2 separate regions of the Homo sapiens genome follow, and region 1 is linked to region 2. The links are chromatin loops, found by intact Hi-C in ENCODE. Cell type or tissue: heart left ventricle. All regions are shown on one strand. Links, peaks and the distances in the headings refer to the core of each region. The heading gives the core; the rest is flanking DNA. Region 1 overlaps SIGLEC14 (sialic acid binding Ig like lectin 14). Region 2 holds the start of SIGLEC6 (sialic acid binding Ig like lectin 6).

What was found. Peaks named below come from ENCODE experiments on the same cell type or tissue, not always from the same donor. Only the 100,000 strongest peaks of a DNase experiment are listed, where the experiment ranks them.
Region 1: it touches region 2 in a loop (2.3-fold over the local background); 2 of 110 quality-filtered maps call a loop at or near these places.

The regions. Positions count from the first base shown.
Region 1 is chr19:51,632,193-51,646,035 of GRCh38, reverse strand. SIGLEC14 (sialic acid binding Ig like lectin 14) reads left to right here. Exons shown (of 7, transcript NM_001098612.3): 3 at 1-254; 4 at 506-559; 5 at 2,000-2,257; 6 at 2,364-2,499; 7 at 2,639-6,558. The coding sequence ends at 2,681. Among named protein-coding and RNA genes, the nearest start is that of SIGLEC14, 7.7 kb to the left of the region's middle. In heart left ventricle, for the core only: a CTCF peak has its summit at 8,467 (motif pointing right); no DNase peak of the experiment used is centred there.
Region 2 is chr19:51,523,776-51,540,181 of GRCh38, reverse strand. SIGLEC6 (sialic acid binding Ig like lectin 6) reads left to right here and starts at 8,512. Exons shown (of 8, transcript NM_001245.7): 1 at 8,512-8,600; 2 at 8,663-9,022; 3 at 9,223-9,501; 4 at 9,698-9,745; 5 at 10,201-10,458; 6 at 11,929-12,022; 7 at 12,354-12,435. The coding sequence starts at 8,534. In heart left ventricle, for the core only: no CTCF peak of the experiment used is centred there; a DNase peak (open chromatin) is centred at 8,427; H3K27me3 peaks cover 3,232 bases.

The DNA.
Region 1 (13,843 bases), core at 5,013-13,012, 100 kb before region 2:
CTTTCTGGAGCCTCTGGAGTCCGGCCGCCCCACAAGGCTGAGCTGCAGCCTTCCAGGATCCTGTGAAGCGGGACCACCTCTCACATTCTCCTGGACGGGGAATGCCCTCAGCCCCCTGGACCCCGAGACCACCCGCTCCTCGGAGCTCACCCTCACCCCCAGGCCCGAGGACCATGGCACCAACCTCACCTGTCAGGTGAAACGCCAAGGAGCTCAGGTGACCACGGAGAGAACTGTCCAGCTCAATGTCTCCTGTGAGTGGTGCTGGGGACACAGCTGAGTCCCCAAGGGCAGTGGGAGTGAGGGGGGTGTGTGTGTGTGTGTGTGTGTGTGTGTAGAAGAGAGAGAGAGAAAGAGAATGATAACCAGGGAAAACTCGTGTGTGGGCAGGAAGGACAGCGGTCCCCACCTGGTGGGTTTCTGTGGCCCCTCCTTGGGTCCCTCCCGGGACCACGCCCATCCCTCTTGTCACCTCTGAAGCTGGTGCTGTATCTTTCTATCCCAGATGCTCCACAGAACCTCGCCATCAGCATCTTCTTCAGAAATGGCACAGGCACAGGTAGGAAAGACCCTCTTCCCTCTGGGGCTGTGATGGGAGCCTTCTATTAGCTCAGGGTTCAGCATTGGGAGAGGAGACCCTCCCTCACCCCTCAGCCCCTGGGTCTGGGTCCTTCCTGCTCCCAACCCCCCAATCCCAGTCACTAAGATCTTGCACGAACAGACCTAGTATTTCTTTTGGCTTCTCCCTTTTCTCTGCTCTCTTTTTCAGATTTATTTTTTCATTGTGAGAAAATACACATAGCACAAAATTTGTCATCTTAGCCATTTTAAAGAGTACAGTTCAGCAGTGTTAAATGTGTTCACATTGTTGCAAAACCAAACTGCAGAGCTCCTTTTATCTGGCAAAACTGAAACTTTGTACCCACTGAACAGCGACTTTCCACTTCCCCCTCCTGCCACCGAGCAGTCACCATTCTACTTTTCTGTCTCTGTGAGTTTGAGTACTCAGGACACGCTGTTCCCTTTTCTTGAATTTCTGCCTGCTCCGATGTCCTCTGATGCATGCCCTGCTTCATCTCTAACTGATCGTCCTTTTTGGGAGCCTTCGACTTTCCCACCTCCCACAGCTCTGTCCCAGAACCCAGTTCTTCCCCTCCACATTCCTGAGTAATCCGATCTCTCCTTGACCCTGTCCTGATGCCTCCCACAACTTTATATCCAGCCCTTTCTCTGAGGCACAGATCTGCACATTTAGCCACCTCCCTCGGATGCTTCTCGGCTCCTCCTTCCCTGTTGATCCCAGGGCTGTTCTGGACATCGCTGTAGACAGCACCCTTTCTCATCAGCTGTTTCATGAGTCCGCAAGTCTTAACACCTTTACTTCACCAATCATCACTTCCCTCCTCATCCCCTTGGTTCCAGGCCCAGCTCAAGTCTCGTGCTCAACCCTGGCCCATTGCCCCAGCCTCCTCCCAGCCTCCCTGCCTCCTATCCCACTTCTCTCCAGTCCGGGACCTACTTGGCTCCAGCAGGATCTTTCTAGATCCAGTGCTAACTCTGTTTCCCTTGCTTATAGCCCCCTCTTGCTTTCCAGGATAAAGCCCAAGGCCCTCAATCTGGCACCCAATGCTCCAAAAGATCTGAGCCTGCTTCTACCTCCATTATCGTGTCTTGGGAGCTCTGGGTCCTCCCTGACAGGTTGCGGATCTAGGAGCCTCTTTCCTCGTCTGCCTGTCTCAGTTCTTGGCACGTCTGCACCTGAGCTGCCCATCCACTTCTCCTTAATGTGAGAACTCCTCCTCATCTGTCTTTTCTCAGCTCAGCCACCTTCTTTCTGGTAGCCTGACCTGATCACCAAGTCCTCATCCTTTCACCCATGACTAGCCCATTCTCAGCACTCACCACACAGTCTTGTCTTTCTTCTTGCAGCTCAGTGGGAGGAATGAGGGAGAATTGGGCCTCCCAGCTCCACTCACCTGGCTGTGCTTCTCTTTCCCAGCCCTGCGGATCCTGAGCAATGGCATGTCGGTGCCCATCCAGGAGGGCCAGTCCCTGTTCCTCGCCTGCACAGTTGACAGCAACCCCCCTGCCTCACTGAGCTGGTTCCGGGAGGGAAAAGCCCTCAATCCTTCCCAGACCTCAATGTCTGGGACCCTGGAGCTGCCTAACATAGGAGCTAGAGAGGGAGGGGAATTCACCTGCCGGGTTCAGCATCCGCTGGGCTCCCAGCACCTGTCCTTCATCCTTTCTGTGCAGAGTGAGTTGCAGGACAGGTGCTGAGGGTAGACAGCCCGGTGAGGTATTCAGGTTGGTGGGAGGGACTGAGGCCTGGTAACAGCACCTTACCTTCTCCTTTCTCCCAGGAAGCTCCTCTTCCTGCATATGTGTAACTGAGAAACAGCAGGGCTCCTGGCCCCTCGTCCTCACCCTGATCAGGGGGGCTCTCATGGGGGCTGGCTTCCTCCTCACCTATGGCCTCACCTGGATCTACTATACCAGGTGAGCCGGACTGCCTGTCTCCAGGAAGCTCCTGAGTTCCAGGTGGGGCTGAGCTGTCCTGCCCCAGGACAGCTCAGCCCCACCTGGAATTAGAACTGAAGTGGCTGGTGCTGATCTGAGGCCCATGTTGGCTCTGCAGGTGTGGAGGCCCCCAGCAGAGCAGGGCTGAGAGGCCTGGCTGAGCCCCTCCCGCTCAAGACAGAACTGAGGTGTGGACACTTAGCCCTGTGGGACACATGCAGGACATCACTGTCAGCTTCTTTCTGGAAGCTCACATCCCACTGACTACCCCTCTTTTCCTTCCTGCCCCATACCCCTTCTACTTATTCCCCTCTGCTTGTGAGTCTTGCCCCACCACACCTGCATCCCCATCTGCACCCCATCCCCTCTCCACCTGCCCTTCTCTTCCCTCTCCATCCACCATCTCCAGCCCTGTGAAGGGAATGTACTTTCGGTCTTATACCCCCATTACCCATTACCCAAAAGTTACCTTTTTTTTTTTTTTTTTTTTTTGAGACAGAGTCTCACTCTGTTGCACAGGCTGGAGTTCAGTGGCACAATCTCCGTTCACTGCAACCTCCACCTCTGGGGTTCAAGCAATTCTCCTGCCTCAGCCTCCCTAGTAGCTGGGATTACAGGTGCCTGCCACCACATCCAGTTAATTTTTTTTTTTTGTATGTTAGTAGAGATGGGGTTTTACCATGTTGGCCAGGTCTCGAACTCCTGACCTCAAGCAATCCACTGCATTGGCCTCCCAAAGTGCTGGCATTACAGGTATGAGCCACCGTGCCTGGCTGCCAAAAGTTACCTTCTTAACACTTGAATTTCTGGTCTCCTCAGCTTCCCTATCCATATAGGCACAGAGAGGCAGCATTTGTTTTCCAGTTAAAACTCTACCTCATTGTGATTATTATCCAATACAATTGTTACAAAATAAGTAAAACTTTTATGAAACAATACAACATAACTGATTTTACTCTTTAATGCCTCTGTGAGAGTTTGTAGACAAAAATTATGTCTTTTTTTTTTTTCTTTGAGACAGAGTTTCTATCTTGTTGCCCAGGCTGGAGTGCAATGGCAAAATCTCAGCTCACTGCAACTTCTGCCTCCCAGGTTCAAGTGATTCTCCTTCTGTCCATATACAAGAAGGCAATACCTGTATTGTCAGGTTCTGTGCATCGTATAACTGGAACCAAACATATTTGCTTTAGGGTCTGCTTTCATTTCTTCAGTGTGGTTTTCCCAGTTTATCCACGTTGTTACACGTATCAATAGCTCATTCTCAGTTTTGGTGGGGTTTTTTTTGCTTTTAATATCGTACAGTCAGCCTTCTGTATCCACTGGTTCTGCATTTTCCCTTTAATCACTTTTGCTGCACCACAAAAGTTTTGTTATGTTGTATTTTTATATTAGTTCAAAATATTTCCTTCTTTCCCCTGAGATTTCCTTTGAATTCACGGATTGCTTAGAAGTGTGTTGTTTAATTTCTAAGTGATTGCAGATTTTACTGGTTTTTTATTTTTAAACAAATTGTTACTACTTTCTTTTTAAGTTCCATTTTAATAAATACACATGCTTGATATGATTTTTTTTAACTTTTAAGTTCAGGGGGCACAAGTGCAGGTTTGTTACATAGGTAAAGTGTCATGGGAGTTTGTTGTACAGATTATTGCATCACCCAGATATTAAGCCTAGTACCCATTAGTTATTTTCCTCATCCTCTCCCTCCTCCCACCTTCCACCCTTTGAAAGGCCCCAGTGTGTGTTGCTCACCTCTATGTATCCATGTGTTCTCATCATTTAGCTCCCACTTACAAGTGAGAACATGTGGTATTTGGTTTTCTCTTCTTGTGATAGTTTGCTGAGGATAATGGTCTCCAGCTCCACTCATGTCCCTGCAAAGGACATAATCTCATTCTTTTTTATGGCTGCTTAGTATTCCATGGTGTATATGTACCACATTTTCTCTATCCAGTCTACCACTGATAGGCAGTTAGGTTGATTCCATGTCATTGCTATTGTGAATAGTGCTGCAGTGAATGTATGCATGCATGTGTCTTTGTAATAGAATGATTTATATTCCTTTGGGTATATGCCTAGGAATGGGATTGCTGAGTCGAATGGTATTTCTATGTTTAGGTCTTTGAGGAATCGCCACACTGTCTTCCACAATGGCTGAACTAACTTTCACTTTCACCAACCGTGAGAGTCTTTTATATTGGTTAAGTTTGCTTGATGACACTGGTCTATCTTGGTGAATGCTCCATGTGTGCTTAGAAAGAATGTGTATTGCCCTGTTATGGGACGAATATTAAATGGCAATTAGACATAGTTGTCCAATGGTGTTCAGTTTTATAGCTGGTAACTTTTTTGTCTACCAGCTCAGTCTATTACTGAGAGAGGAATGTTGAAGTCTCTGATCCTAATGTTGGATTTGTCAGTTTCTCCTCTCAGTTTCATCAGTTTTTGCTGCATGTATTTTTAAACTCTGTCGTTAGGTGCATACATATTAAGAATTCTCATGTCTTCTTAAAGAATCAACTTAAAAAAAATTTTTTTTTGAGACAGAGTTTCGCTCTTTTTGCCCAGGCTGGAGTGCAATGGCGCGATCTTGGCTCACTGCAACCTCCGCCTCCCAGGTACAAGTGATTCTCCTGCCTCAGCCTCCCAAATAGCTTGGATTACAGGCACGCACCATCACGCCTGGCTAGTTTTTTTTGTATTTAGTAGAGACAAGGTTTCACCATGTAAGTCAGGCTGGTCCTGAACTCCTGACTTCAGGTGATCCACCCGCCTCAGCCTCCAAAGTGCTGGGATTATAGGCGTGAGCCACCGCAGTTGGCTGAATCAACTGTTTTACATTATGTAACATCACTTTTTGTTCCTGTGATTTTCTTTGCTCTTAAGTGTACTTTGTCTGCTATTAACATAGCCATTCCAGTTTTCTTTTGACTAGTATTTGCATAGTATGCATTTTCACATCCTTTAAGTCCTAGCCTCACCTCATTATATTTGAAATGGAAAGCATTTATACTCAGAAGCTGGAGTTCCTTTTCCCTAGCTCTTCCCTTTCCAGAATTGTTACCTGTTGTTTCAGTGTTCCTAGTTGCCCTGGGCTTCATCCCTTGTTTCTCAGTCCAGAAAGATGGAAGGAGTTGTATTAGAATTTTAGCAGCCACTTTCTGCACTGTAGCTCTGACCTACCATTGGAATAAAGCTATTTATTCCTTGTTGGTGCCTTTCCCCAAATATTGACTCCCGTTCCAGAATCTATTTTCTTTTATCCCATTTCCCAAGTAGTTTTTTTTCCCCATTCAAAGCTTATAACTTGTAAGGATTTTTTGTTTGTTTGTTTTGTTGTGTTGTGGTGAGTTCACTCTGCTAGGAGCTTACTCCTTCATAATAAAAGCACGACTCCTTCTCTTTCGTTTTGAAGGATAATTTTCCAAAATGTAGAATTCTAGCTTTGCATTTTTCTTTTAACCTTTTGGAGATGTCATTCCACTTTGGAGGGCGGGTGAGTTTCTCATGACAATTCAGTCATCATTTTCTTATTGTGGTTCCATTTAAGGCAATATCTGTTTATGTCTTGCTGCTTTTATAATTTCTTCATTCTTTTTCATGAATTTAACTTTTATAAACTTCAGGTGTTTTTCTTTTAATTTCCCTAAGTGCATGTAGCAAAGAGAGTGCAATATTTGCTTTTTTTCTATATGCTTTAACTCTTGATATACTTTATTTATGCTATAATAGAAATGTGTGTCTTCCCAAAATTTATATGTTGAAATCTTAAACCTCAAGGTGATGGTATTAAAAGGTTGGGGCTTTTTGGAAAGTGATTAACCCATAATGGTGCCATCCTTCATGAATGGGATTAGTGTTCTCATAAAAGAAACAGAAGGAAGTGTGTTTTCCTCTTCTGCCATGTGAGGATACCACGAAAAGATACTATCTGGGAAGCAAATAATTCTCTCCAGACACTGAATCCGCTGGCACCTTGATCTTGGACTTCCCGACCTCCAGAATTATGAGAAATAAATTTCTGTTGTTTATAAATCACCCAGCCTAAGGTATTTTGTTATAGCAGCCCAAATGGACTGAGACAATTTATCTTTTCCATCCTATGTTTTTCCCCTCTTTATTGTTTGGGTAATTTTCATTGGAAGAGATAGCTTGAACCACCAAAGTACAGAATAGAAAGTGTGGCAAAGTAAAAGAGGCAGTTCTTGTTCATCCCCAGTTAATCACTGTCATAAGGGGAGTGCTAGATCTTCCAATTTTGAAAGGTAAGTTGAGTAAGTTCATATTATTTTAACACTTCTCAATATTGAAATATTGAAAACTAATTTATAATTTCCAACACATAAATACTTATACAATTTTATAAACAGTAATAATTACAGGAATGCAAATCAAAACCATTATGAGATACCACTTCGTACACGTTAGAATGACCACTATTAAAAAACAAAACAAAACCAGATAATAACAAATATTGGTGAAGATTTGGAGAAATTGAAACCCTTGTGCATTGCTGGTGGGATGTAAAATGGTGCAGTCACTATGGAAGATGGTATGAAAATTCCTCGAAAAACAAAGCATGTAATTACTATGTAATTCAGCAATTCCACAATTCCACTTCTGAGTAGATACCCCAAAGAATTGAAAGCAGGGAGTCTGATATTTGTACCCCAATGTTCACAGCAGCATTATTTACAATAGCCAAAACATGGAAGCAACATAAATGTCTATCAGTGGATAAATGGAGAAACAAAATGTAGTATGCATCAAATAAAATCTTATTCAGCTTTAAAACGGAATGAAGTTCTAACAAATGCTTTAATGTGTATGACTTTGAAGACATTATGCTAGGTGAAATAAACCAGACAGAAAAGCACAAATGTCATAAGAGTCTACTTATATGAGATACTGAGATAGTCAAATGCATAGATACAGAAAGTAGAATGACGCTTGCTAAGGGCTGGGATGAGAAGGAAATGGAGAGTCAGTGTTTAATGAGTACACAGATTCAGTATGGAAAGATGAAAAAGTTCTGGAAATGGATGGTTGTGACAGTTGTAAAACAAGATGAATATATTCAGTGCCACTGAACCATACATTTAAAAGTGGTTAAAATGTTAAAATTTGTGTTATGCATTATTTTACCAAAATAAAACTTTTTTTTGTCAACACTTTCAATCAAATATAATAGAAATGTAAGCTGAATATATCTATCCAATGGATGCCCAATCAAAAGTAAAGACTTCATAGCTACCAGGGTGTTCTCTCAGTCCACACCTCTCCTAGTTGGAGTCCTTCATAATTGCCTCCACATAATTCCTGCCTCAATTTATCATACCATCAACTCAGTCACAGGTTGTAACTTTGTTCTCAGCTCCTCCTCTCCTGCTTTGAATTTGTTAAAATTGTACTGCACCAGGCTGATATATTCCAAGAGTTTAAGAGCAGATTTAAGTTTTGATGGTACAAACCAGTAATTCCCAAATCTTGCATCCTGTTCAGATTTTAAGATCCCCAGAAAGTAACTGGATCTCTCATGCTTAATAATCACAGAGAACCCAAAGCTGCCAACTTACCACAATATGTGGGAGAGTTCCTGAGGGTGATGGGTGATTGACATATGCAAGCTGGTATCCCTTCCCCAAACGTGAGAACAAAGACTTCTTTCCTGCCTTTCCCAGCACTTTGTACAAGTATATTTTGGGTAGCACTCTTCATTCAAGGTTTGGGAGCAGCAGAAAGGAATGGCTCTTCAGGATAAGAAGTAGGTTAAATTGGATGCTAGACATCGTGTTGCAAAAATTCACCATTCATCCCCACCACAGAAAGTCTTTCACTGGATTTTGTGTCCTAGTACCACGTTGTTGAGTCCAAGAGGTCATCCCCCAAATCCTCATCTCATTGCCACTGAATCCAGAACTTTTAAAAATGCTTTCTCTATCCTCCACAAGGGGGAGCCTTAACGTTCATCTTCCTTTTTTTATCCAGCATCATTTTAGCTTCCTCTTCACCTCATCCTTCAAAAGTTTATACATCCAAAATTACCACTAGTAATTTTTTCGTCTGAATTTCACCTCAATAAAAAATATTATCACCAGTTTAATTTGAAAACAAAGTAGTGATAAACTATATACACACTTTTCTCTTGAGGCAAACTCTGTAGCCCTTCTTGAATGTGAAAATGGTAATTTCTTTACCTCAATTCTTTTTTTCCTTCTTACATCCAATTCTGTATTTTGTGTTACTTTACTTTTATTAGAATGGGCATTGTGCCCCTGAGGTGGGCCAGCCTGGCCTCTTCCTTGCCCTTGGGGCCCAGATTTCCTGGTAGAGGCTGTGGGGAAATTTCCTTTTCTGCCCTTCTGTCTATATCTTGTGGCTTCTGGTTGCAATTTCCTCTTCTCTCACCCCATTTGTTTCTTGCACTTAATAGACAGCACAGAGGATGGGGGTTGGGGGAATGAAGCTGTCCCAGGGCAAGATCTGGGATCTCCAGCTTGAGAGATGCCTCTAGTGTTGAGTGGGACAAATGCTTGAGAGGACCAGGTGGGGTTTGGGGCTGGCCCTACAGGTATCTCTGTCTCTCACCCAAGGAAACAAGTGACCTAATGTTTTGTACATTCTCCTACACCTGGGATCCTGGAATCCTAAAACTCACTGCAGCCAGGCACGTGGTAACTGTTCTCTAGTGATCGATCACAAAGAGAGGGTGAAAATAAAAAATAGAATTCCCAAGATCAATGTCACCTCCTCAGTTGCTCCCAGGACAATAACTCTTCTCTGAGCACTGGGGGATTCCAGATGGGAGTTAGTGGGAGATATATCTTAAGAGGATGTGGTAGAACATAAACCTTTTACCTAAGGAGTCACTGTGAGAGTGACAGGGGCACAAGTTCTCCAAGAGTGAGCAACAAGAGGTGGAGATGAGGGTGGGACCACACATGGAGTTACTCATCACTCCGAAGGGACCCTGGAGCCAAATGGAGAGGAAACACCCATTACCTTCTCTCAAAAAGGTGCTGCCTTCTCCTTTCAGGGACCTGAGACCCATGACTGCTACCTCACTCCTTGTCTCAGTGGTCACCTTTACTTCTGGGCTTCAGGTGCTCTGCAGGTGCCCTTCAGTTTTCCCCTTTGGAAGCCAGAGAAACATGGAGAGAATCAGCCTCCTTAGCATGGCTTATGGGAGCTGGAGTAGGATGTCAGGGTCCTGGGGAGAAAAGACCTTTGGATGTGCAGGTCCTGTGGAGGCAAGACCTCAGAGAGGTAGAGCTCAGTGTCTGGGCCAGGGGTCAAGTTTTCAATCTTTCTCTTTATAAATAGTGTTATTGGCTGGGCGTGGTGGCTCACACCTGTAATCCCAGCACTTTGGGAGGCCAAGGTGGGTGGATCATGAGGTCAGGAGATCGAGACCATCCTGACCAACATGGTAAAACCCCGTCTCTACTAAAAATTCGAAAATTAGCTGGGCGTGGTGGGGTGTGCTTGTAGTCCCAGCTACTCCGGAGGCTGAGGCAGGAGAATCGCTTGAACCTGGGAGGCGGAGGTTGCAGTGAGCCAAAATCACGCCACTGCACTCCAGCCTGGGTGACAGAGCACGACTCTGTCTCAAAAAAAATAATAATAAATAATAAAAATAAACAAATAAATAAATAGTGTTATTTATGTTTTGCTCAGAAATCCTACCTACCTCAAATTCATGGCGATTTCCTGCTATATTATTTTCTAACAGCTCTATTGTTTTCTTTGTCATATTTAGACCTTCAAGCTACCTGTACTTGACTTTTATGCATGAGCTGGGAGTCAAATTTCATTGCAAACTTACTGCAAACTTGATTGCATTAAGTTTTGCCCACAGATATTTTTTGAAAAGTTGGCCGGGCCCAGTGGCTCATGCCTGTAATCCCAACACTTTGGGAGGTTGAGGTGGGAGGACCGCTTGAGCCCAGAAGTTTGAGACCAGCCTGGGCAACATAGTGAGAACCTGTCTCTACAAAAAATTAAAAAATTAGCCAAGCATAATGGTGCATTCCTGTAGTCCCAGCTATTTGGGAGGCTGAGATGAGAGGAGTGCCTGAGCCCAGAGAAATAGAGACTGTGGTGAGCCCTGATCACACCATTGTACTCCATCCTAGGTGACAGAGACACTGTCTCAAAAAAAATTAAATAAATAAAAACCCAAAATAAATAAAAAGAAAAATTTATTATTTGCCACTTCCTCTATCACACTTGATGTTTCCTGTGGTTGAGGTCTATTTCCAGGCACTCAATTTTGTTCCACTTGGTCAATACATAATTGTCACTTTTTTTTTTCAGACAAGGTCTCACTGTGTCACTTTGTCACCTTGGATGGAGTGCAGTGCTGCAATCTTGGCTCACTGCAACCTCCACCTCCTGGGCTCAAGTGATCCTCCCACCTCAGCCTCTCAAGTAGCTGAGACTACAGGCATGAGCCACCCATGCCCAGCTAATTTTTGTGTTTTTTGTACAGATGGGGTGTCACCATGTTGCCCAGGCTGGTCTTGAATTCCTGGGCTCAAGTAATCCTTCTGCCTCGGTCTCCCATAGCGCTGGTATTACAGGTGTGAACCATTGAAATGGGCCTATTTTCTCACATTTTTAAAAATTTGAGACAGTCTCACTCTGTCACCCTGGGTGGAATGCAGTGGCACAATCTTAGCTCACTGCAACCTCCACCTCCTGGGTTCAAGCAATTCTTGTGCCTCAGCCTCCTGAGCAGCTGAGATTACAGGCACATGCCACGATGCCCAGCTAATTTTTGTTATTTTTTAGTAGAGACAGGGTTTCACCATGTTGGTCAGGCTGCTTTCAAACTCCTGACCTTAAGTGATCCATCTGCCTCGGCCTCCTAAAGTGCGGGGATTACAGATGTGAGCCACTGTGCCCCGTCTGAAATGGTCATATTTTCTGTAATGTTATGATACATCTTTTTATCTTGCAAAGCCATTCATTGTTCTTCATGGTTGCCTTGACCATACTTGAACATTTCTACTTCAGTATAAATTTTACAATAGAGTTACCAAATTGCACAAAAATCACCCGGGAGATTGTATGACATATTCCTTTGATGCTGTAGATTGTTGGGTAAAATTGGCATTCATACAATATTGTTCTCAAACTCATCAACATGGCCTCTTTTTCAGTTTATTTACATCTTGATTTATTTATTTTTTATTTATTTATTTTCTTGAGACGGAGTCTTGGTCTGTCGCCCAGGCTGGAGTGCAATAGTGCAATCTCGACTCACTGCAACCTCCATCTCTCAGGTTCAAGTGATTCTCCTGCCTTGGCCTACTGAGTAGCTGGGACTACAGGTGCCTGCCACCACACCCAGCTAATTTTTGTATTTTTAGTAGAGATGGGGTTTCACCAGGTTGGCCAGGGTGGTCTCGAACTCCTGACCTCAGGTGATCCACACGCCTCGGCCTCCCAAAGTGTTGGCATTACAGGCGTGAGCCACTGCGCCCAGCCTATTTACATCTTTAATGTCCTTGAATACAGATTTATAATTTCCTCCATAGAGGTGACATATACATATTTTTGTTAGATACATCTCTAATAGTTAGATATATTCCATATATTCAAAAATTATATCATATTTTTTGATATTGATAAATTATATCATAATTTTTGAAGCTTTTGTCAATGGCATTTTTATAAAATTCCATTTTTATTACTGTGATGTGGAAAGACAACTGATTTTGTAATTTGATTAATCTCTGGCTGTCTTGCAAATATTTTATTAAGGCTTCAAATGTATCCGTATATACTTTTGGATTTTTCTTTTTTTTTTTTTGAGATGGAGTGTCGCTCTGTCGCCCAGGCTGGAGTGCAGTGGTGTGATCTCCACTCACTGCAAGCTCCACCTCCCAGGTTCACACCATTCTCCTGCCTCAGCCTCCCGAGTAGCTGGGACTACAGGCGCCCACCACCACGCCCGGCTAATTTTTTGTATTTTTAGTAGAGATGGGGTTTCACCATGTTAGCCAGGATGGTCTTGATCTCCTGACCTCGTGATCCGCCTGCCTCAGCCTCCCAAAGTGCTGGGATTACAGGCGTGAGCTACCACGCTTAGCCTGGATTTTTCTATATGTGCAGTCATGTCATTGATAAAGACCTCTGTTAAAATTTCATTGTAATTGCTGTACCTTTTGCTTATTTTTATTGCCTTATTATGCTAGGACCTGAAGCTACTTCATTAGGTATATGATGTTTGCTGAAGACACCCTTTATCTTGTTTGGGAAATTCTCTAAAGAGAATTTCTAGTTGGCTATGAATTATATCATAAAGGGATTTGAAATCACCCAATGCTCACTTATTCATCTCTTGAGATTTAATTAGTTAAGGCTGATGTGAAAACAGAAGCCATACTATGTATTTTAGGAGAGGGAATTTAATATTAAGATTTTAATATAAAGATAAAAATACCATTTTCCTACATAATCAAGTCTTTATCTTTAGATCCTACTAGCCGGTATGATGAATTACTTTCACAGTTCAAATGAGGAATAAAGTTCAGAATTTGCAATAAGAAAAAGAAAAAAGAAAAAATTATTCTGACACCTGTTAACATTGACTATTCAGGATGACTGAGACAGGTATCAAGACTAGTGCAGGCCAGGCACAGTGGCTCATGCCTGTAATCCCAACACTTTGGGAGGCAAGGCAGGGAAATGACCTGAGGTCAGGCATTCGAGACCAGCCTGGCCAACATGGTGAAACCCCCATCTTTACTAAAAATACAAAAATAAGCTGGGCATGGTGGCATGCACCTGTACTCCCAGCTACTCAGGAAGCTGAGATAGGAGAATCGCTTGTACCTGGGAGGGGGAGGTTGCAGTGAGCTAAGGTTGCACCACTGTACTCCAGCTGGGACAACACAGTGAGACCCCGTCTCAGAAGAAAAAAACAGAAGTCAATTAAAAAAAAAAAAAGACTAGTGCAATAATGGAGATAGGTCAGGCTCAACTCGGAATACAGCAAAGACCAGGGGGGTTTATGGGCAAGAAGCATAGTGCAGCAGGTGAGGGAGGCTGGCCGTGTGTGTTAGTGGACGGAAAACTACTAAGAGGAGACACTGAAGATACCGGGATTCTTTCTAAACTGACTTAACAGGATTCTTGCTGAAAGCAGGCCAGCATGATCAGATACCAAGGGTGAGGGCTAGGGAATTTGATCAGATAGTGAAGGCGATCAGATATCAAGAGTCTTGCAAAACCAACTTAGCAGGATTCTTGCTACAGCTGGACAAGGCAGTCCCAAGGACAAAGCCTAGTTGAAAAAAGGGTTCAGAGGAGCTTT
Region 2 (16,406 bases), core at 3,814-11,813:
GGACACTTAGGTTGATTCCATATCTTGACTATTGTGGATAGTACTTTGGTAAACATGGGAGTACAAATGTCTCTTTTGTTTTCTTTCAATAGATACCCATAAATGGGATTTCTGGATCATATGGTAGTTCCATTTTTAATTTTGGGAGGACAAACCTCCTGCTTTCCATAATGGCTGTGCTAACGTACAGTCCCATTAATAGTGTACAAAGTGACCCAAAGTGTTTTTAATGAAATTATGAGATTTACTAGCCTGCTGGCACAAGAACCTGTTTTTCTGTTAACAATGCACACTTTTCCTTAAATAAGAGAATAAATGGAAAGTTTGAGCATATGAAATGACTTTTGTATATTGTTGAAATCTCAGTAATTCAGTTTCTGAGTATATGCAGCCTATCTTTGTATGTTGGACAAACACTGGTTGGCAAACTGGCATAGGTCAGAAAAAGTGCCCAGATGCAACGTTAAATATTCACGTAGGGTCTGTCTCCTGCTCTAAACTAAAACCCAGTTGAAGGCAGTGTCTTAACCCATTAAATTATTTTTATTAAACTGAGCAATTTAGATAAAGATATAAGTTAGAAATTAAAATTAAGCTGATAGATCTAATAATAATAATACGTATACCTGCCTTTCCTTTTATTGATAATTATTGGAAGGAATAAGGAAATATCTTTAGGTATATTAAAAATATGTGTTGCTAATTTTAAAAATTCACATCTCTAGTACAGAGATAATGCACACAAAACTTTGTTGAGGAGATTGAACATGGATCAAAGTTATGACTAAGAGTTTTGTTTGTTTTCCTCATGAAAATGACCTAATTTATTCTTGGTGAGAAATCTCTAGTAGAAATGATGCTTCTTACAGGCCGGGCAAGCTTATGGTACAAATATCCAAAAATTTTAATTTTAAGGTATGAGGGATTTTGTTTTCACTGTTATGTCAAAATGTTTCTCTCACTGGAACTCTTTTAGGCAAAATAAATTCCAAATTAAACTATAAAATTATACCTAATAAAGTTCATTAAAGAAACATAATGAGAAATCACAACTTCATATTTAACCTTCCAGTCTATGAGCATGATATAACTTTATTTACTATTAAAACAAATTTCGTTGAATTTTCTATTATGTGCCACATTTTTACTTAAAAGATAATCTAGGACAGGTATTATACTTATTGGTGGCTCAATTACTTATATATCAAATAAAGGTAAAACTAGCTCTCTTATTTTAGTAAGGATGAATGAATATTTATCTAGATACTACTGTGTTTAAAAATTGTTCAAATAAGGGTAGTGTAGTTCAAGACGACTAACTAGAAGCATTTCATGCCTGCCTCCTCCACTTAGAAGAACCAGAGTAATGTATAGACAGTCACAGTCGAATTACATTATCCAAGGGAAAATCCTGGAATCCACCAGAGAAGTGGCAGAGGACATCAAAAACAGGGAAGGAGAAGGAAAAGAGGCAGCCTCCCTGGCTGGGATTGGCTGGGAGCTGGGAGTGACTTCCCATGCACAAAGGACTGAGTTAGGGATTTCCAGTCATCCACATCTCCATGGCGGAATTCAGCAATCCTGGCCAAGGGAGAAGCACTCAACCCTATGAAACTAACATAGAGAGTCAGGACACCATTGGACAGAACTACTCCGGGAAGGGAACTCCTGCTGGGTTCCACACCTTTCTGACACTTAAGCATTTTCAAGCTTGTCCTCTGGAAATTGTATGCTGTTCAAGGACCCAGAGACACTGAAACTGGGGCATTACAGAAACTCAAGCTATTGCTGCTGGGACAGGAGATCGAACCAGGAGTGCTCCTGCAGGTGGGGCTAGAAAGTGAGCAAGGTTTGGTCAGCTGTGGCTGTGAAGCAAGCACTGCCAGGATCTGAGACAAGGATGCAAGAGGGGCACAAATTGCCATTGGAACTTGTTTGCAAGCCAGATGGGAGCTCCAGCAACCAGGGTGAGGGGGGGTGTCGAGCCCCTCCAGGACTGGAGTGTGAAAGGGACATATGTTCTTCCGCCACCTTCAACTGACCCAGGCTATGACCACTCAAGATGGCCCTACCCTCTTCAGTAATCCTCTGCCTGGGACCCGACGATTGCTCTGACCCTGCCCACAATGACGAGTGCCTGCTGTCAACATTGAGGACCTGAGCACAAACCCATCTAGCTCAGCTTCACCTCACCTCTCCCGCTCTGAGACAGAGCACATAGCCCAGGGTCCTGCGGATTGCTCGACCCAATTCACTACCTTGGGCACCTGAGCACTTCTTCTGGGGGCTTGAGGTTGGATCTAAACTTCTGGCTGCTACTACCTTGCCTGGCGCCTACCTGCAAGTGCCAACTGTGGGTCCAAAGGCTGTCTTGTCCAGCCCATTGCAGCCAGCACCAACATTAATGCACATCACTTGGGACTCATAGAATCATCTTGCCCATGCTATTGCTATTGTCAATGCCATGCTGGCTGCCCAGGGGCCTGAAAACCCACACAATTGCTTGATCCATTGGTGCTACTATGAGCATCCAAATGAGCAACCTGAAAGCCCAAGAATCAACCCACTGGTAACTGCCAACAGAGAAGCCAGCATATACCACCCTGGGGCAAAAAGATAGATGCTCAGCCCACTGATGCCAAAGCTGGGGACCTGAAGACTCTCCCGCTCAGCATCCCTGTCCCTAGCACAACTTTACCATATTCTCCACTAATAACCATGCTCCAACTAGCCAAAGAAATCACACATATCACTAATGCTGTTTACAGTCAAAGAAATATACAGAAAGTACACTACTGCACATACACAGAATCAAAGCCAAAGCACCCCACCAAACAAGCAACGTAGATACATTTTCAAGAAATGTCTTCTATTCGGGACTGGCTCATATCTTTTTATCTAACTAGATGTCAGATCTTGAAATCCGTATTCTCAAAGCAATTCTGCCACTTGATCGTATTCTCAAGGGCCCTGATAGGCTCCTTTATAAGGACCAATTCTGTTCCTAGAGCTTAACTAGAATTAATTGTTCACTGAAAAAAAAAGTTAATTAAGAAAGCATTTCTTTCCTAATCTCACTCAAATCTGCAGAATTATTTGTAATTAATAATACAAAGGCTGGCCAAAAGGAGACTTGTAAATAGCGTAAAGTGGTGTCTTATACTAAACGGTGGAATGTTTAGGCAGAGAAGCTCTTTGAAATTGTCAGATGGGCTGGGCTCACAAGCCTGATTCAAACAGGCTGTCAGTCTCCTCTCTCCCCTTAACACTGTGCAGCCCAAACCCCTGGGACCCTTGAACATCTGAGCAGTTTTGTGCTTTGAGCCACTTTTTGATAAAAAAAAAGGCTCCATTTTTCCACATTGTGATTTTCTTAAAGTAGTTCAATGTTTTATAGTCTCATAGTAGTAGTGTTGCTTTCTAAGCTATAACAGTTGATTTTATTCTTCTACTCTGAAAAATCTTGACTTGTTTGAGTGTATATTATATATAAAGGGAGCCTTAATGGATTGGTTTTCATAATTTAATATTTTTTGTATTTGCCGTTGTATAATTGTTTTTAACAGAAAGCATTAAAGAATTGAGAGTGGAATTCTTAGAACCAAAGTTATTCTTAATAAAAATCACCACATGCTTGGACCATGAAAAAAAAAAGAAATGTCCTCTATGAAAGTAAATTAAAAAATAGGAAGAAGCTACTGTTATACTAGATGCACAGATTTTAACATAAGGACACAGGAAACATGAAACAGCAAGGAAAGGAACACAAGAATTCTGCAGAAATAGATCTTAATCACAAAGAAATTTTTGAAATTCCAGACAAAGAATTCAAAATATTGATGTTAAAGAAGCTCAGTGAGATACAACAGAATTCTGAAAATCAATACTATGGAAACCAGAAAAACAATTCAGGGTATAAATGAGAAAATGATCAAAGAGATATATATTTTTTAAAATAACCAAATATAAATTCTGGAACTGAATAGTTAATTGAAGGAAATGCAAAACACATTTGAAAAGTTCAATAATAGACTAAATCTGGCAGAAGAATCTTGGAACTTGAAGACAGGTTTTTTGAAATAATCTAGTCAGACAAAAATAAAGGGAAAAGTACAAAAAATAATGAGCATAGCCTTAATAACATTTAGGACAACAAAAAGCAATGGAATTTATAAATTACTGGTATCTCTAAGGGTGAAAAAACAAAGAAATATTGGAAAACCTACTCAGCAAAATAATACATGAAAACATCCCAAGTCTAACAAAAGATTTAGGTATAGAGATACAGAAGGCCCAATGATCCCCGGGCAGATCCCCAATGCAAAAGGTCTTCTCCTTGGCACATTATAGTCAGACTGTGTGAAGTCAAAGTTAAAGAGCAAATTCTACAAATAGCAAGAGAAAAGCATCTAGCTACCTCTAAAGGAAATTCCATTTGACTAAGAGCAGATTTCTCAGTAGAAACCTTACACACCAGAAAAGAAGGAACTGATATATTCTAAGTGCTAAAAGAAAAAATAACTGCCACCACAGAACATGCAAAGAAACTATTCTTCATAAATAAAAGAGAAATAGATTCATCCCAAGACAAACAAATGCTGATGAAATTTATTACCACTAGACCAGCCTTGGAAAAAATACTCAAAGGAGTCCTAAACCTGGAAGCAAAAGGATGATTTTATCATCACGAAAACATATGAAAGTAAAAAATTCACTGGTAAAGCAATCATGCAAATGAGAACTAGAAAGGACTCAAATGGTACCACTACAGAAATCCACCAAATCACAAGGACAAACAATAAGATAAAAGGAAAGAAACAACGAATGTTTAAAACAAGAAAATGTTTAATAACCTGACAGAAAGAAAGCCTCACAAATCAATAATAACCATGTATGTAAATGGATTAAAGTATCCTCTTAAAAGATATAGAATGGCTGAATGGATTTTAAAAATGACTCAACAGTGTGCAGCTTAAAGAAACACACCTTAAGAAAAGACACATATAGACCAAAAGTAAAAGGATGGAGAAAGATATTCCACACAAATGGAAACCAATAGTAAGCAGCAGTAACTATACTTAGATAAAACAGACCTTAGGTCAAGAGCAGTAGAAAAAGACAAAGAAGGTCATTATATAATGATGAAGGGATCAACCCAGCAAGAGGATATAACAATTCTAAATATATATGCACCCAGCAATGGAGCAGCCATATCTATAAAGCAAATATTACTAGATCTAAAGAGAGAGATAGAATGCAATACAATAATGGTGGGAAGCTTCACCACCCTATTCTCAGTAAGACAGATCACTTAGACAGAAAATCAACAAACAAACATCACATTTAAACTACACTATAGACCAAATGGAACTAACAGACTTTTACAGAACTTCTACCCAACAACTGCAGAATACATATTCTTTTCATCAGTACATGAAACATTCTCCAGGATACACCATATATTCGGCTACGAAATAAGTCTCTATAAATTAAAAAAAAAATCAATATTTACTCAATGTATACTCAGACCACAATGGAACAAAACAACAAGTCAGCACCAAGAGGAACTCTGGAAACAAGACAAATGTATGGAAATTAAACAATATGCTCTTAATGACCTACCAGGTGAAAATCTATACAGGAAAAACTAAAAAACACTGATGAAAGAAATTGAAGATGACACAAACAAATGGAAAAACATCCCATACTCATGACTGGAAGAATTAAGATAGTTAAGAAGCCCACACTGGTCTATAGCAATCTAAAGATTTAATGTAATCCATATGAAAATACCAATGTCAGTCTTCACAGAATTGTAAAAAACAATTATAAAATTCATATGGATCCAAAAAGAACCTGAATAGCCAAAGCTATCCGGAGAAAAAAGAACAAAGCTGGTGGTATCACTTTACCTGACTTCAAAGTATATTACAAGGCTATAATAACCAAAACAGCATGATATTGGTATAGAAATAGATACATAGACCAATGGAATATAACCCAGAAATAAGGCCACATGTATACAGCCAATTGATTGTCAACAAAACTGACAAGAACTTATATTGAGGAAAGGACACCTTCTTCAATAAATGGTGCTGGGAAAATTGTATACCCACACACAAAAGAATGAAACTGGATTCTTCTCTCTCACCATATTAAAAAAAAACTCAAAATGAATCATACACTTAAATGTAAGACCCAAAACTATAAAAAAAAAAAACAGCTACAAGAAAACCTAGGGAAAACTCTTTTGAACATTGGTCAGAAGAGTCAGAAATTATGACTAAGTTCTGAAAAGCACAGGCAACAAAAACAAAAATAAACAAATGGGACTTAATAAACAAAAAGCTTCTGCCAGGAAAAGAAATAATTAGAGTGAAGAAACAACCTGTTGAATTGGAGAAAATATTCGCAAACTATTCTTCTGACAGGAGACTAATATCCAGACTATACAAGGAACTCAAACAACTCAACAGGAAAAAGCAAATAATCCAAGTAAAAAGTGGGCAAAGGACAGGAATAGACAGTTCTCAAAGAATACATAAGAACAGCCAATACGACAAAATGGTCAGCGTCACTAATCATCAGAGAAGTGCACATCTAAACCAAAATGAGATACCGTCTTACCCAGTCAGAATGACTATTACTAAAAAAACAAAAAATAACAGATTTTGGCAAGGATGAGGAGAAAGATAACTCTTCTGTACTGTTGGTGGGAATTTAAACTAGTACAGCCACTTTTGAAAACACTATGGACATTTCTCAGGAACTAAAAATAGAATTACTATTCGATCACTCAAGCAATCCCACTACTGGGTATCTACCCGAAGGGAAAGAAAGAAATACATCAAAGAGATACCTGCATTCACATGATTTTTGCTGCACTATTCACAATATCAGAGATATGGAACCAACCTAAGTGTCAATTAACAGATGAATGGATAAAGAAAATATAGTATACATGCTATTTGGCCATAAAAAAGAATGAAATCGTGTCATTTGCAGCAACATGGATGGGACTAGAATTCATTATCTAAATTGAAATAAGTCAGACACAAAAAGACAAATGTTGCATGTTCTCACTTACATGTGGGAGCTAAAAAAATATTATCACATGGAGGTGGACAGTAGAAAGATAGACAACAGAGACTGGAAAGGGTCAGATGGGGGAGGACAGAAGATGAAGAGAAGTGAGTGAAGTGCTACAAACATACAGTTAAAAGGAATAAATTCAGCGTTAGAGAGCAGAATAGTGTGATTTTAGTTAACAAGAATGTATTGCACTCACGTGACGGACACTCTAAATATCCTGACATAATCATTACGCATTATATACATGCAAAAAAATTTTACATCTACTCCTTAAGTTTGTAGAAATAAAAAAATTTACAAATATATGGTGGCAAATTCTAATACCTCATAGGTATTAGAGATTTGCCAGATGCATACTGCACAGAGGAAAATAGAAAACCATGTGAGCTAGACCTAAAAATTTTAATTTTGTCAGGATATTCTGCTCACGTTGTCCAGAAATATGTCTTTTGTGCCACATTTAACTGTGAGAAGCAGATTTTTCACAGGAAAGAAATTGCTAATCTCTATGATGAGGACCTAAAAAAAAATCTCTCCAGTCCACACTGCACTGAGTGGCAACATTAATTCAAAAGAAGTTTCTTCTGCACTGCAGTTCATAAAATATGTGTCCTTTTTGATTTACATGAAGATGTTGCATGGTTCTTATTTTGGAGATGTCATTGAAATTTTGTAAATCAGCGTACTAGCTGTCAAGGAAAAACCTCCATACTCATGTTTTAAAAAATATCTGGCATTCTACTGTGTCACTTGGCAAACTCACCAGTGTCCACAGCTCTAAAGCTAGATAGTGAGGGTGTGTGCTGAGGATGGGAAGCTATGGATGGGGATCATCTCAAGGGTAGGGACCAGGTCCCTGGCATCTCTTCTCCAGCCCGACCTACATACAGATGCTCACTATGTCTTTGGTGAATGAATGAATGAATGAATGAATGAGTGAATGAATGAGTGGCTATCACCCACACTGCACCTGGGACCCTTCTTCCTTTCACTGTCCCAGACACTCCCACAGACCCTACAGAATCCTATATCCTGCAGGACTGACTTTCTCATGGCGTGGGATGAGGCTGTGACTCTCTGGGGCCAGGAGTGACCAGCTCCCAGGTGTAAACAGTGGTGCACAGAAAAGCACCTCAGGTGGGCAGGGCCTTGGACACAGGTTTCGCATTCCTCAGATGCCCCGGGAGGCCCTGGTCCGGGCTCTGTTGCTCACAGGAAGCCCCGAGGTGGGAGGCGGGACACAGTCTCTTCTCCTCTGCTCTTCTTTGGGCAGGTCTCTGGGTCTCAAAGTTTCCGTCTGCTCTGTGCAGAGGGAGTGGAGCTCCGAGGGCTTGTGGCTTCGCAGTTCCTCTTCTGTGAACAGCCGAGATCACGCGCTCCTCCCCAGCCACCCGTTCCTCCCCGCAGTCCTTCCCCTCCACTCCCTTCCCCTTCTCTGCTCATGCAGGGAGCCCAGGAAGCCTCCGCCTCAGAGATGCTACCGCTGCTGCTGCCCCTGCTGTGGGCAGGTGAGTGGGCCAGGGGAGAGGTGCCGTGGGGCTGGGCCGAGCTGACCCTCATGTCTCCATAGGGGCCCTGGCTCAGGAGCGGAGATTCCAGCTGGAGGGGCCAGAGTCACTGACGGTGCAGGAGGGTCTGTGCGTCCTCGTACCCTGCAGATTGCCCACTACCCTTCCAGCCTCGTACTATGGTTATGGCTACTGGTTCCTGGAAGGGGCTGATGTTCCAGTGGCCACAAACGACCCAGACGAAGAAGTGCAGGAGGAGACCCGGGGCCGATTCCACCTCCTCTGGGATCCCAGAAGGAAGAACTGCTCCCTGAGCATCAGAGATGCCCGGAGGAGGGACAATGCTGCATACTTCTTTCGGTTGAAGTCCAAATGGATGAAATACGGTTATACATCTTCCAAGCTCTCTGTGCGTGTGATGGGTAAGGAACCAGCTCCAGGACTAGCCACAGGGGAAGGTCATGGGGGCCGTAGGGCAGGGCTGGGACGGGAGCCCCGTCTTGGGAGGCGGGTACAATTAAGCATGTTGGGCTCAGAGAAGGAGCTGGACCAGAGACTGGGCTTCCCCCTGGGTGAAACCTCAGACCTCCATCCTGATCCTGCGTCCCCATCTCCTCACCAGCCCTGACCCACAGGCCCAACATCTCCATCCCAGGGACCCTGGAGTCTGGCCATCCCAGCAATCTGACCTGCTCTGTGCCCTGGGTCTGTGAGCAGGGGACGCCCCCCATCTTCTCCTGGATGTCAGCTGCCCCCACCTCCCTGGGCCCCAGGACCACCCAGTCCTCGGTGCTCACAATCACCCCACGGCCCCAGGACCACAGCACCAACCTCACCTGTCAGGTGACGTTCCCTGGAGCCGGTGTGACCATGGAGAGAACCATCCAGCTCAATGTCTCCTGTGAGTGCTGGGCCAGGACGCCCGGGTCCCTGAGGGTGTGGGGGGACAGGGCAGGGCTGAGCCAGAGCTTAAAGTTGGGGACCTGGTTGCCAAAGAGGAGAGCCCCTTTCCCTGTTTTCATGGCTCCTGAGGGGAAGGCCCCATGCCTACCATCCCTCCTCAGGGATGTTGAGGCGGCCACCTCTTTCCACCCCAGATGCTCCACAGAAAGTGGCCATCAGCATCTTCCAAGGAAACAGCGCAGGTAGGAACCAGCCAGTCCTGTTCTCTCCAGGGCCAGATGGAAGCAGAGTGGGGACTAACGGGGATCAATATGAGAAGCCAGGACTAAGGCCTCCATAGACTTCAAAGACCTGGACTGAATCTTTGCTCACCCCCAGCCTTTGTCGCCTCTTCGGCAGGAGCTGCCACACCCCTCGCACTCCCTCTTCTCTCTTGCTTGTTTTCCTACTGCCTCAGGCGTCTCCATGGTCCAGGAATGGCACTTGTCTGCCACGACGCTGTCCGCAGCCCTTGCTCCACTCTCTGCAGGACAGCCTGGGCAGCTCCAGGGAAATGGTCTGGGCTTTTCTGAAGACCTGAGGCCCCCACTTTACTAGTCTCCTCCTCAGAGCTAGTGTGGACCCCACAGGAGGAGAGGGACACCAGTGCTTTGCCCCTATACCCCATCTCTAACTCTCTACACCTCTCTCCCCAAAGCCTTCAAAATCCTGCAAAACACCTCGTCCCTCCCTGTCCTGGAGGGCCAGGCTCTGCGGCTGCTCTGTGATGCTGACGGCAACCCCCCTGCACACCTGAGCTGGTTCCAGGGCTTCCCCGCCCTGAACGCCACCCCCATCTCCAATACCGGGGTCCTGGAGCTGCCTCAAGTAGGGTCTGCAGAAGAAGGAGATTTCACCTGCCGTGCTCAGCATCCTCTGGGCTCCCTGCAAATCTCTCTGAGTCTCTTTGTGCATTGTGAGTGTGGGGGGAGGTGCGCGAGAGTGTGGGCAGCTGGGCGAGAGCTCCATAGTATTCAGAGAAGAGGCCCCTGCTAAGTCCTGTCCTCCCTCCCCAGACCCCTCACAACTGCTGGGACCCTCCTACCTCTGGGAGGCTTAGAGTCCACACTGCAGTGGCTCCTCCCTGCACTGGCAGCTTGGGGAGGAGATTCTGGAGGGATGGGAACAGCAGCCATGGCTCCTTCACAGTCACCCCCAGCCAGCCGGACCCTTGGTCAACAGCTCCCTGAGCCCCTGCCAGGGATTCAGCTCAAGTCTCAGGCTCAGCTTTGAGGCCCAGAACATCCCAGAGCAGCTCTGTCCCAGCTGCTGCCAGGTCAGGAGTCTGCTAAGAGGTGACAATTGGGGGAAGAGAAGCCTGGGTCCTTGTATGAGTTTGCTAGGGCTGCCATAACAAAGTAATTCAAAGTGCACGACTTAAACAATAGGGATTTATTGTCTCACGGTTCTCAAGGTCAGAAGTCCAAGATCATGTATGGTGTTAGAGTTGGTTCCTTTTGAGGCTGTGAGAGAATCTCTTCCATGCTCCTTCCCTGGCTTCTGGTGGTTTCCTGGGAGTCTTTGGCGTTCCTAGGCTTAAAGAAGCATTGCCTCGACCTCTGACTTAATCTTCACATGGTGGTGTCTGTGTCCACATGTGCGTCTGTGTCCACATTTTCCCTTTTTTTTTTTTTTTTTGAGAGAGGGTCTCACTCTGTTGCCAGGCTGGAATGCAATGGTGCGATCTTGGCTCACTGCAACATGGTAATCTGACATATGCAACCTCCACCTCCCGGGTTCAAGAGATTCTCCTGCCTCAGCCTCCCGAGTAGCTGGCACTACAGGCGCCCACCACCATGCCCAGCTAATTTTTATATTTTGAGTAGAGACAGGGTTTCACCATGTTGGCCAGGATGGTCTCGATCTCCTGACCTGGTGATCTGCTAGCCTTGGCCTCCCAAAATGATGGGATTACAGGTGTGAACCACTGCACCCGACCCACATTTTCCCCTTTTTATAAGGACAACAGTCATATTGGATTAGGGCTCACCCTGATCCAGGAACACCTCATTATAACTAATTACATCAGCTATGACCCTTCTCCAAATCAGGTCATGCTCTGAGGTGCTGGGGGTTAGGACTTCAAAATAGGAATTGTGGGGAGACATAATTCAACCCCTAACTGCTCCAGAGAAATGAAGCTTGGAGAAGATGTTTCCAAGGCCCAGACAAGAGTGGCTGGGGGCACAACGTCCTCAGTCTTGCAGTTGGGGGAAGGGGGAGTCATGGAGAGAGAAGAGGCTGGTTCCGGGTTCACAGGGCAGTGAAATGGTGAGTGACTGAGTCCTGGATGGGGGTGGTCACATTAGTGGAAGGTGGAGAGGAATGGCTGTTGGGAGGATGTCCTGGAATTAGAACTGGAGTTCACTTAAAATTCAAATTATAGGGAAACCAGAAGGCAGGGCTGGTGGTGTCCTGGGAGCAGTCTGGGGAGCTAGCATCACAACCCTGGTTTTCCTCTGTGTTTGCTTCATCTTCAGGTGAGAGTGGGCTCCAGGGAGGCACAGAAAGACTTCATGTGGGAAGGGCACACAGGTGGCAGAATCTCAGAAAACCTGAGTGGAGGAAAATGGGGTGATTGGGAAAGTCGAGAGTGAGGAAAGGGAGGGTAGTGGTGGTGTGAATTACCCCGTTGACCAGCTGAACCAAGCAAGGGGTCTCTTTGAAACCGTGGTCCAACTCTTGGGCTCATGTGAGCACCTGGACCTCTTAATTACTTCTGTACTCTCCATAGGGAGTGGGGAGATGGTTTTCTTTTGGGGAAAGAGGCTCCAAATAACCAGGCTGAAAGGCTTAGGGCTGTTCCCTCAGAGTGAAGACTAGAAGGAAGAAAGCAGCCCAGCCAGTGCAAAACACGGATGATGTGAACCCCGTCATGGTCTCAGGCTCCAGGGTGAGTGACAGAGACCTTAATTTCCATTCAGCATTATCCCTTTTGAATGCTGCCCTAAGTAAGGACCCTGAGGCATTTCTTCATTAACACCTGACATTCCCTGCGGTTCCACATGTGACATTTTAAATTTTTGACTCAGTAATAATTTAAAAAGTATTGATTTCAATAATTTAAAATAGTAACATTTGGAACTGAATCTAATAGTTCTGATGAAATACGTACTCCAGTTAATTTGCTGGGGGTATTTATGCTCCTCATATGTCAGATTATCATATTTCCTGGAATATTAGTCTTTTCTTATGGCATTGATTATTGAGAAAAAGAAATGAACAAAACTTAGTCTGTGTCAGGTGCATTAAGTACAAGGAATGTGGTAGACACAAGCCCTAGAGTAGACAGCCCAAATCAACCCAAAGTCATTACTGCTCATCACTATTACAATATTACAGGCATCTCTAGCTGCCTGTAATATTTTTTCTTTGGCATTGACCTTGGAGAACCTGATGACTGCGTGTCTTGGGAATGGTTGTCTTATATATTATCTTACCAAGGTTCTCTGAATTTCCTGAATCTGCATGCTGACCTCTCTAGAGAGGTTGGGGACATTTTTGTGGACAATATCCTCCAATACGTTGTTCAAGTTGCTTGCTCTCTCTCCTTCTCTTTCAGGGATGCCAATGAGTTGTAGATTTGGTCTCTTTACATAATCCCACAGTTTTTGGAGGTTTTGTTCATTTCTAAAATTCTTTGTTCTTTTGTCTGCCTGAGTTAATTTGAAGAACCAGTCTTTGGGCTCTGATATTCTTTCCTCAGCTTGGTTTATTCTGCTGTTAATACTTCTGATTGTGTTATGAAATTTTTATAGTGAGTTATTCAGCTCTATCAGCTCAGTTTGGTTCTTTCTTAAGGTGGCTATTTCATCTTTCATCTCTTCAATTGTTTTACTGGATTCCTTTGATTCCCTGGAATGGGTTTCTACTTTCTCCTGAATCTCAATAATCTTGATTGTCATCCAGATTCTGAATTTTTCGTCTGTTATTTTATCCATTTCATTCTGGTTAAGAACTTTTGCTGGGGAACTAGTGTGGTCATTATGAGGTAAGAAGACACTCTGGCTTTTAGATTTGCCAGAGTCCTTGCACTGGTTCTTTCTCATTTATGTGGGCTCATGTTCCCTTACTTGTGCTGTCATTTGAGTATAGTCAGTTGGCTTTGTTTCTGGACGTTTTCAGAAGGCCAACGCTTTGTGCACGATCTTTATTTGTTGCTAAATTCTTGTCCTTAGTTTCACAGTGGGGTATATTAGCAAAGTATTTTTGGTGTTGAAGTTTGGATGTGATCCAATAGGTGGTGCTTAAGCATAATGGCTGGCAGGTAGGCTCTTGTTCAGCCACATGAATCCTCTGTAGTTCCTCACATTTGCAGCCATGCTCCCTCCTAGTGCTCTGAGAGTGTGGGCTCCTCTCTCACTCAAGTGCTGGCTACAGATCTTGACTTGGCACTCAGGCTGCACACTACAGCCCCGTGGTGAGCCCAGGCATTTTGTTTCCTCCCCAGCTTGGAGCAGCAGGGGCAGGGACCTTGGAAGTGCCAGTGGTAGAGGGCTTTTTCCTTGTCTCTTGGGGCTTCATCCTAGAGGAATGCAGAGCTGCTGCCAATTGGAATAATTACCCTGGGTTGAGGCAGCTGTGCTGTGGGCCCAAGCAGGGGGACTTACCTGGTGAAGAGTAACGGTTGGAGGCTCACAGGGAAGAGAGACTGGGCTCCTCTCTGTAGTGCAGCTGTGGCATGCTGGAGGTTCCACCAAATAAATCAGGCTCTTTGTTCCTTCCCTAGCCTGAGGGCAGCAAGGGCAGCATGGCTGCAGCAGCAATGGCAGAGGGGCTGCCAGCTGCTCTGAGAGCTCCACCCCAGAAAGCCACAGAGCCACTGCCAATGGGAACGTTCATCTAGGGGTGGGGCCGCTGTGCTGCAGGCCCCAGCCAGGGGCCCTGCCTGGTGAAGAGCAGGGAGTAGGGGTCCCACAGGGAAGCGAGACTGGGCTCCTTTCTGTATGGTGCTTGTAGTGTGTTGGAGGTGCCAGCAAAGTGATCAAGGTCTTTATTCTTTTCCCAGCCTGAAGACATCAAGGGCAGTACCACTGCAGTGGCAATGGCAAAGAGCCTGTGGGTTGACCCTGGGATATCCTCCTCAGAGAAACACAGAACTGCCACCAACTCAGGTGGGGGCAGGGCAGCTGTGCTGGGGGCCCGGGTCAGGATGTCCTTCTCAGTCAGGAATAACAGGGGCAGGGACCCACACTGATACGGTCTGGCTGCTTTTCCATAAAGCAGTTCCGGTGTGTTGGAGGCCAGTGATAGTCCTTATGCTCTTTTCTCCTTCTCCAGCCTCGGGGGAGTAGGAGTGGGAGCTGTGGCGGCAGAAAAAATGGCAGACTTGTCTGTTACCTCTGGGAGCCCTGTCCCAGAGAAGTCGAGAGCTGCTACTGGCCCAAGTGCTCAGGCAGGGGTGAGGTGGCTATGCTGGGGTCCCAGGCCAGTGGGCTTTCTCTGGCGAGCTGTAGCAGAGGTGAGGTATGCAATCTGTCAGCTCCTCAGCACCATAAATGTGGTCCCTACCCTGAGAGCATGTGAGAGAACCTGGCCTCTCTTGTTGGTGAAGCTATGACACCTGGTGCCCAGCTGCTCATAGGTCCAAGGCCCTTGGGGCTCCACATGGGCCTGAGCAGTGGCCCTGCCCAGACTCCGCACAGCTCTCCATGTCAGTCTGGAGGCTTCAGGGGATCTCTCATGCCCAGGACTGCAAAGGTCCATGGCAGAAGTGTGGGTCCTTGGGGGCTGTCACTTGCTCACTGTTTCCCCATCGTGGGGAGCCTCCCTTGGCTCCATGCCAATCCTGGGGAGCTGCCTTGTCTCATTCTTCTCTGCTCTCCGGGTCATGTTGCTTCCTTGATGAATGTCAACGTGTCCTTCTGGATGGTCTAGTTGGCGAGCTAATGTTTATTTGCCACTCTATCTCCTCTCCATTAGAGTGGCGCACACTCCATAGTCGATTTTTTAAAAACTCTTATCTCAGTAACTGGTAGTATAAGTACATGAAAAATCAGTCTACCATGGTGAATGTTACATGTGCAATTGCAAAGAATGTGTTTTCTGAAGATACTGGATGTAGTATTTTATAAATGTCAATCAGGTCAAGTTATTTTACACTAGTGTTCAATCCTTCTATATCCTTAGTGATTCTCTGTCTGCTTATTTTTACAATTTATTTTGTTAAATCATGCTCTGTGATTGGTTGCATATGCACTTAGGATTTTTATATCTTGTAATGAATTGACTTGTTTATCATTATGAAATGTCTTTATTTCTGGTAATATTTCTTTTCCTAAAATACACTGTCTGATTTAATATTACCACTCTAGTGTTCTTAATATTAGTGCTTGTTTGTTATGCATTTTCCCTCCTCTTACTTTTAACACATGTGTGCCTTCATATGTATTGTGTCTGTCTTACAGATATCACATTTATTCTACCTATTTTATCAAGTCTGCCAATATCTTCCTTTTAATTGGAGTGTTTAGACCATTTATATTTAATGTGATTATTGATTTGGCTCAGTTTAATTCTACCAGATTGCTCTGCTTTATATTTATATTTGTCCTTTTATATTTATCTCCCTTTTTTGCCTTTTTGATAGTTTTAAAATATTACTACTTTTTTTTTTTGAGATGGAGTCTCACTCTGTCACCCAGGCTGGAGTGCAGTGGCACGATCTCAGCTCACGGCAAGCTCCGCTTCCTGGGTTCACGCCATTCTCCTGCCTCAGCCTCCCGAGTGGCTGGGATTACAGGTGCCCGCCACCGCGCCCAGCTAATTTTTTTTTGTACTTTTAGTACAGACGGGCTTTCACCGTGTTAGCCAGGATGGTCTCCATCTCCTGACCTCGTGATCCACCTGCCTCAGCCGCCCAAA